Linked DNA regions of Homo sapiens: region 1 is linked to region 2. Evidence: chromatin contacts called from ENCODE Hi-C data. All regions are on one chromosome and are shown on one strand. The core of a region is the stretch at or near the end of the contact, and the rest is flanking DNA. Distances in the headings are between cores, read along the strand shown. Region 1 overlaps LOC105374510 (a long non-coding RNA gene). Region 2 overlaps LOC105374510 (a long non-coding RNA gene).

Region 1 (3,874 bases), core at 804-3,303, 36 kb before region 2:
CTCTCACTTTGTGTATCAAACTCTCTTTCTCTCTCTGGCTCTATGTGTAGGTGTGTATGTATATGTGTGTGTGCATTCTATATGTATTATATATATCCCCTATATTATATATAGATATATCCTAGGTATGTTCTCTATGTATATATATCTTATTGGTGAATCTTGACTAATTCTCTAGCATTCAGGCCTTTTTATTCACATTTGATTTTAATATAGTTATTTTTCCATTTATCTTATCTCTCTTTTAGAGTACATGTTCCTTGAGAACCTAAAAAAGGTCTTTCCCCACAATGAAATGTTTTTGATAGCAGAATGACTGTATCTATAAGACACAGCATAGGGCCAGGCACATAGTGAGTTTCAAATAATCAATTATTGAATGAGTTAATATTCCTAACTTATTCTCACTTAATAAATATTTATTAAGTTGGACATTGAGAGACGCTCACTGTTTAAAAATTCACTTTTATATATTCTACAGAGCATGCTGCACATGGTTAACGTTCAACATGTCTGTTGAATGTACAACATAAAGAGTTTTGAAAGATTGTAAGCTGGTAACCTGATTTCCTTCAAATTAAGATAAGGCTAAGCTCATCTTAAATTACCTTGATGGTTCTAATGCCACTTCTAACATACTTCTAACATTTCACTTGGTAAATTTTATTTTCGGAGTTAAAGATAGTATATGAGCCAATGTACTAAAAATGAATTATGACACTAGTTTGGCAGCTATAAGTAACTTCAGGGCTATGCCAAAAGTACTTTTTAACATGGCCTTTCTAGCCTGGAATGAGGAAAGGTCTGCTGCTGTGGCATATTGCTGGACTTTGGAGAGTATATAATCACTTCCACAGAACTTCTAGAACAAATGGCAAGTGTGCCACTAAGCTGGTTGATACTGAGTCTGGGTGCCAGTCATGGATTATATTAAAAGAAGCAATTATAATAGAACAGCCCTATTACAAAGAACAGCTCTTTGGCAATTATAATAGCAATTATAATAGAACAGCTCCATGGCAAAACCCCATCTCCACTAAAAATATAAAAATTAGCTGGGCATGGTTGAGCATGGCTGTAATCCCAGCTACTTGGGAGGCTGAGACAGAAGAATCGCTTGAACCCAGGAGGCGGAGGTTGCAGTGAGCTGAGATTGCACCACTGTACTCCAGCCTGGGTGACAGAGCAAGAATCCACCTCAAAAAAAATAATCAATAATAATAATAGTAGTAGTAGTAGTAGAACAGCTCAAGGCAGAACCACCTGGAGAGGAAATCCAGACTGCTTTTCAGGCCAAGGTACCAAGATGTCAAGTTTACTTTTATTTCAATGGGCATGCTCATAAAACAAAGCTAAAACCAAATTTTTTTTTAAAACCCAGGAGATAGTACAGTAAGCAGAGTATATTAGTTTAGGACTGATGTAACCAAGTACAACAAAGTGGGTGGCTTCAATTACAGAAATGTATTTTCTCACAGTTCTGGAGGCTAGACGTCCAAGATCAAGGTATTAGCGGGACTGAACTCCCTCTGATAGCATTAAAGAAGATTTTTCATGGAGTTCTCTTCCTGGGTGCGTGTCTCAGTGTTGACATTTCTCCATTTTAGAAGGACACAGTTATATTGGGATAAAGAGTTCATCCTACTCCAGTATGTCTTCATCTTAACTAATTACATCTGTAACAAACCTATTTCCAGATAAGGTGTTATTCTGAGATAGTGAAATTTGACTTCAACATCCAGGAAGTGGGGATTAGGGAGGCACACAATTCAACTCTTAACACACAGTAACTGCAGCAATAAAAGACAGGTGTCAACCAGACAAGATTTTTGGATGGGCTTGGTAATTCAAGGTTCTCTTATTTCATGCACCAACAGCCTCATGTATAGGTTGGCTGATCTGGTTTGAAAGCTGAAGGTAATTTTTAATGCAAGGTTCTGTGAGGGCACAGTCTCTCTTTACTCACTCCAGTGGCAGCCTGCTGAGCTGAACTAAGAAACCCAAGCCAACCATACCAAATTTGAAAATGCAGGCACAGGGCCATTGGCCAGAACAAGTTCTGTGCTTATCACCTGGACAATTTGACAGACATTAAAGAGCAGGATTTGATAAATGTCAAAGAGCAGCGGGCAAAAAGCCTGACGTCTTTTAGAAGAAAGACATCATTCAATTATTTGTCCTCACTCTGAAGCTGATTTTTTCAGGCTGCTTAACACTGTACAGTTTTAGCTCTTTGAAATAAAGCACTTAGGAAGAGATTGCATGTTGTTTCAAACTGAAAGAGACACTGTGCTGCTTTCCCACTCTTTCTTGAACTAATGTGGCTATTTTCCAACATTAATAAAAAGTTCTATTTCTGCAAAAATAACCTCAAACTGCATTCTCTCTCCTGAGTTTCAAGGATTTGATGACAAACTTGGCATACTAAATTTTGTAGATCCCAAAATTGATGTTGAACACAAAGGAAAGCCCAGTGCCCTTTCCTTGTATTCCATGGTAATACAAGAACATGATTATTTTTGGACTGAAGCCACTTAACGCAAGCACAGCTGTGAAGGTCTTGTCTCACTTCCAGAAGATAGTCTTTATATTCCAACGAGTATCCAAAAGTCAGAGAAACCAAGCTCAGACAGTATTATTAATATGAAATATTATGTCACACTTGGTTTTCAAAGATAGTAAATCCACCAACACCAGTAAAATTAAGTAAATATTTGAAGTCTGAAGTTAACATCTATAAAGGAGCCAGGAAAAATGAAAATTTCAAAATTTTGGTTTAAGAAATATCTTTTTAGTAATTTTGTCCCTGACCATTAAAGATAAACTATATGTTGACTACAGAGGTGCTATTTATTCAGTGATAAAACTTTCATTTAAATTGAAACTGTTAAGGATAAATATCCAGTCCTGTGAAAATGACTGAATGATGGAGCAACATGCATCTATAATGAGGTTTTAGATACACCCAATCTGATCGTGTTACTCTCCTACCTAATGTCCTGCCAATGCCCTGTTGAATGCAGGACAGTTTTCAGTCAGCCTTTAAGAACCCGGCCTTTGGTCTACTATTCAGCCTCCTCTCTATACTCATCTCCAAGTCACTAGCTCTCTTCTAGAACCACATTACACTCACACTCTTCCCTGTTTTGGTTCCCTTCTTTAGAAGCCTTGTCCATCTTCATTCCAGGGCTTGGTATCCCACGAAACAAGTCTCCAAAATGGGTTAAGATGCTTGTTTTAAGTGCCATGCTTTGGTTACCTGTTTTGCAGCTGTTATCATACATTTTGTAACTGGAGTTTACAAATCTATCTCCTTCACCAGCTGAATGGTCATTGACAGCAGGGACTAAAGCACTCATATGTATTGGACAATAGATGTTTACTAAATAATTATTCGAATGAATAAGTGAAAGCTACTGTAAGATTTTGATTGACCATATCACACGTATGAAATAATAATCAAATGTGGTTGCAAAACATAACTAAAATAATTAAATATTATTCATAGAAAAATTATGTTCAGTATATGAGGAAATAGCTGTGCTCCATTCTGTACTGAATTAGCGATTCTCCAGGGGGTTTTCCTCAGTTTTGGACACCATGCTTTTTAATGACTTTTTTTGTTTGTTTTTACAAACAGTGCTAAGTTTCTTTATGAAATCCTGAAAAAAATTATTTCAAATATTGAATTCCCTAGTATCCAGAAATAACATTTGTTGATTATTTTTGTTTCTATTTTCCAGTCTTCTTCTAAAATTTAATAAGTATCAACATTTCAAAGGAATCGTAACAGATGAGACTATATTAATATAATGTTTACATGATGGTAAAGAATTGAGAAACAATTACTAATACTAAAAATGGGAAAAGTGGC
Region 2 (3,835 bases), core at 597-3,096:
GTTAATATATTGCAAATAAAAAGTGTATTATTAAAATGCATATGCCATTAACATTTATTGAGTATTTACTATGAACTTGGATCTTTGCTAAGAAGTTCCATAGACACTCCATTTCATTTTCACAAAAACATTGCATGACAGGGATGATGCCCAAACAACAGATGTGGAATTTGAGATTCACTGAGGTTAATTATTATGCCAAGGACCACCTAGCTAGTAAATCGCTAAGCTAGGAGTCTAACTTAGGTCTCCTAACAGTAACTTGAATGATGATACAGCTACCTGTTTTTCTATTTTTGCTTCAATAATAACAATTGTAACAATGCATCAGACATACTAAGAATCAATTTGTTTTTGGTTTCTTGTGATCTAGAAAGTAACATAGGCTATGCCATGATTCCTTCCTGCCTGCCTGCCTGCCTCCCTTCCTTCCTTCCTTCCTCCCTCCCTCCCTTCCTTCTTTCCTTCCTATATCCTTCTTTCCTTCCTATCATCTTTCCTTCCCTTCTTCATTCCCTCCCTGCCAAACTCAACAAGTGATTATTGATCGTATTGCTTGTCCAGCACTTTGCACTGCAATGGGCAGGGGGGGTCTGTGCCCTATCTTACCATATAATTTATAGCAAACTTTGTAGCAAGAAAAGCATCTGTTGTAGGAGTTCAGACAGGAAATAATTCTGCATGTTAGTACGTAAGCATTTAAGTTGAGTTGTAGAACTTGTTAAGATCACTTCTCAATATGACCAGTGCTTAGGACTTTATGAACGATGATCTCAAACTTATTAACCAATTGCCCTTTATCTATTCCTCACAACAAAGAGAGGGCAAAAATCAGCTTATGTGATGGAAGCATCATAGAAATGGGATATTAAAATGATATGAATTCCTTTAAAAGTATATAAGAGCAGTATGAGCTATGTTGAGTCAACACCCTTCCTCTACGTTCTCACTGTCACCTGGACGTGCCTCTCTTTGGCTTTAGTGTGCTTACTTTTTAATACTTCCATCTCCCTCTGTTAAATGATAAATTATTTAAGGAATCCTGAATTAACTTGGTACTTAGTGAAGCCTGGATAGTAGCAAATTCTAAATAATGTGTGTTTCATCAATGAATAATGAATAAAAGCACTACCTCTTGATCATACTATAGTAGTATGCAAAAATCAGGAAGGGAGAGGAGAAACCAATCGCTGGTAAAGTGACATTGTCTTAGCTTTGAAATCATTTCAGGAGTGAGAGGAGGTGGTGATGTTGTCCAGATTCCACAAGAAATGATAGACATAATTACCTACCTCACTACCAGAAACCAGGGCAGGGTGCCATGCAAAGAGATTTCCAGTCAAGGTGATAAAGACCAGTATAAGAGCACATACACAATCGGAAGGTTTGTTTCTCACTCACACAGCAGTCCAGAGGTAAGCAGGCCAGGTGTTGGGCTCAGAAAATGATACCCCAACGTTTGGTGCTTTGGCACGCTCAGCACGAAGAACTAAAGGAAATGAGAGCTTTCAAAGCTGCTTTGGAATCAAGGACTCTCTGACCCTCCCTAGTTTCTCCTACCAAGTGCAGGGAGGAGCTGTCCCTGAAATTTCCTTATCTGACTGAGGGAAATTCTTCCAAAAGAAACACGATTGCCTTCAATCTCCTGTCTGAAATCTTATTGACCAGGGAAGATTAATTTGTATTGCAGGAAAGGAAACTAAAAGTCGCCAGGCCCAGGACAACACGCCAGGACAGACTTTTCACTTCTTCTTTCAGCTACTTTTCTAAGGGCTGTTACCTGAGAAACTTGATCTGCGTAATAAGACAGCCTTTGCTCACCATTGTTTCTCTCCTTATCCTTCCATGGTATGTGTCACCACCTCCCCTCCCTCTCAGAGGCCCCCGTTTCTTTCTACTTAAGTTTCTGCCACCTGGTCCCCTCTTTGAACCTCATATTTTGTGTGACTCTCGTGTTTATGCACACAATACATTTGTATGCCTTTACCCCAGCTTTGTCTATTGTCAGTTCATTTCAGCAGACTCGATTATAGAATCTTCATTCAGATAGGGGAGGAAAATGTTTTGGGGCCCTACACAGTTGTGATATACAGTTGCACACTTCTGAAATTGTTCAGGGTATGCTACCCACAATATCCCACCTTGGCATTTAAAAAAAAAAAAAAACAGAAGCAGAAAGGTCTTTCCAGCCTTCTCTCACCATTCTCTCCTGAAGCAGGTTATAAAACCTATGAAAGTCACTCTCTGGCCTTTCTCTCTCTTCTTCCCTGAAGACTCTCACATGACAAGTGTCCTGCCCTGTACCCAGAGGGAAGGAATGCCACACAGAGACACCAAGAAGAATCTGAACAGACATTGCTAAGTTCCTCGCCCACCCCCGCCGTGTATTACCATTAGACTATACCCCTTTTCAAGCCCTCCACTCTGACTTCTGCACGTGTTCATAAAAAGTTTTCCTCTCTTACACAGATCTTTATACTAAAGCCTCCCATGTCACATAAAAGTTATATCAAGTAAATCTGAATGTTTTACTCTTGTCCATCTGCCTTTGGTTATGGGGGATCTCAGCTATGAAACTTGTGATGGGTAAGAAAAGGAATCTTTTCTCCCCTGTGGAACCTAGGCTTATTCTGTCGTATTGTTCTGTCATCTTTAATATGCAGCTCCCCATTTGGTGGTTTAAAATGACTAATGATGGGACTTCGGAAAACAATACCCAAAAAATACCCCAAAACAATATCTTAAAATGAAGCCCTCAGAAGCAGCCTCAAAAACCAAAGTTTTTCTCTGACATTCTCCTGCCCTCCAGTCTCTCAGTCCCATTCTCCCCAAAGGCTACCCATAAAACCTAGAATCCTTCTTCCCCAAGGCAGATCACTGAAACCAGAACCGCGTTTCCCCCCAAACCAGCCATAAAACCGAGTAATACTGGTGTAAGTTCTTCTATAACTTTCTGTGTAAAAACTACAAGGAAATGACCTAACTCACCTTATTTGGCTGTAGGTCATAAGACCCCCATTCTAGAGAGGGTCCTGGCCCACACCCAGAAGAAAGAAATGCATGCTCAGAGGGGCCAAGAAGAATCTGGACACACAGGCCTCGCTGGGCTTCCCAACTCAGTCTATTAGAATTGGATCACACCCTTTTTGTCCAGTGATATGTCTACACAGCTGTCCATAGTTTGTTGAATCTAAGCATAAAATAGACGATTTCCCCTGTATCTTTGGCTTTTCCTTCTAAAGACTCCTGTGTGTACATGTTAAATAAACTTGTATGTCATTCTGTGAGTTGATTTTTCAGTGAACCTTCAGCAGGCAAAGGGGAACTTTTCTCTTGGCTCTGACACTATTTTAGTTCCTTCCACCACATGCAAATTCCACTGAACAGAAAAAGGAGAGAAAAGGAGTATGTATATATATTCTTTTTCTCCATATATATATATATATATATATATATATATATATATAGACACACACACACACACACACACATATACATATTGATATGGAAAGGATTCAGGGAAGTGTTGGGTAGAGGAGGTTGTGGTTCCTGGTTAGGGCTCTGGCCAGGGCCTGTGCCCGTGGACTTAGGTGCCAACAGGCATTTCTGTTTTCCTGCCCAAATGTTGCATTTCCCAAGACCACCCTGGCCTGCCACACCCCCATCCTGTGCCAATAAAAAACCCGGAGACCCTAGCAGGCACACACACAAGCAGCTGGACGTCAAGAGGAACACACCAGCGGAAGAAGACAAGCGGCTGGACATGGAGAGAGAGGCACTGGAAGGCCATCGACCGGCGGAACGATGTGGCGTTTGGCTGGGGCGGTTGGAGGAG

The links. Hi-C counts contacts between places; a loop is a spot of excess contacts on that map. Pooled maps may share reads with other maps.
Region 1: a map of colonic mucosa shows a loop between it and region 2 (2.6-fold over the local background). The contact joins two enhancer-like sites. A Hi-C loop is called at or near these places in 2 of 168 maps with a recorded cell type or tissue (colonic mucosa and tibial artery) and 1 of 50 pooled maps.

Annotation. Positions count from the first base shown.
Region 1 is chr4:18,732,815-18,736,688 of GRCh38, reverse strand. All of the region lies in intron 2 of LOC105374510 (a long non-coding RNA gene), which reads right to left. Among named protein-coding and RNA genes, the nearest start is that of LCORL, 710 kb to the right of the region's middle. Within about 2 kb of position 2,053, at least 2 of the 41 ENCODE cell types and tissues checked have a DNase peak (open chromatin) inside an H3K27ac peak, as active enhancers do.
Region 2 is chr4:18,696,287-18,700,121 of GRCh38, reverse strand. All of the region lies in intron 2 of LOC105374510 (a long non-coding RNA gene), which reads right to left. Among named protein-coding and RNA genes, the nearest start is that of LCORL, 680 kb to the right of the region's middle. RefSeq lists an enhancer at 1,550-1,629. Within about 2 kb of position 1,846, at least 2 of the 41 ENCODE cell types and tissues checked have a DNase peak (open chromatin) inside an H3K27ac peak, as active enhancers do.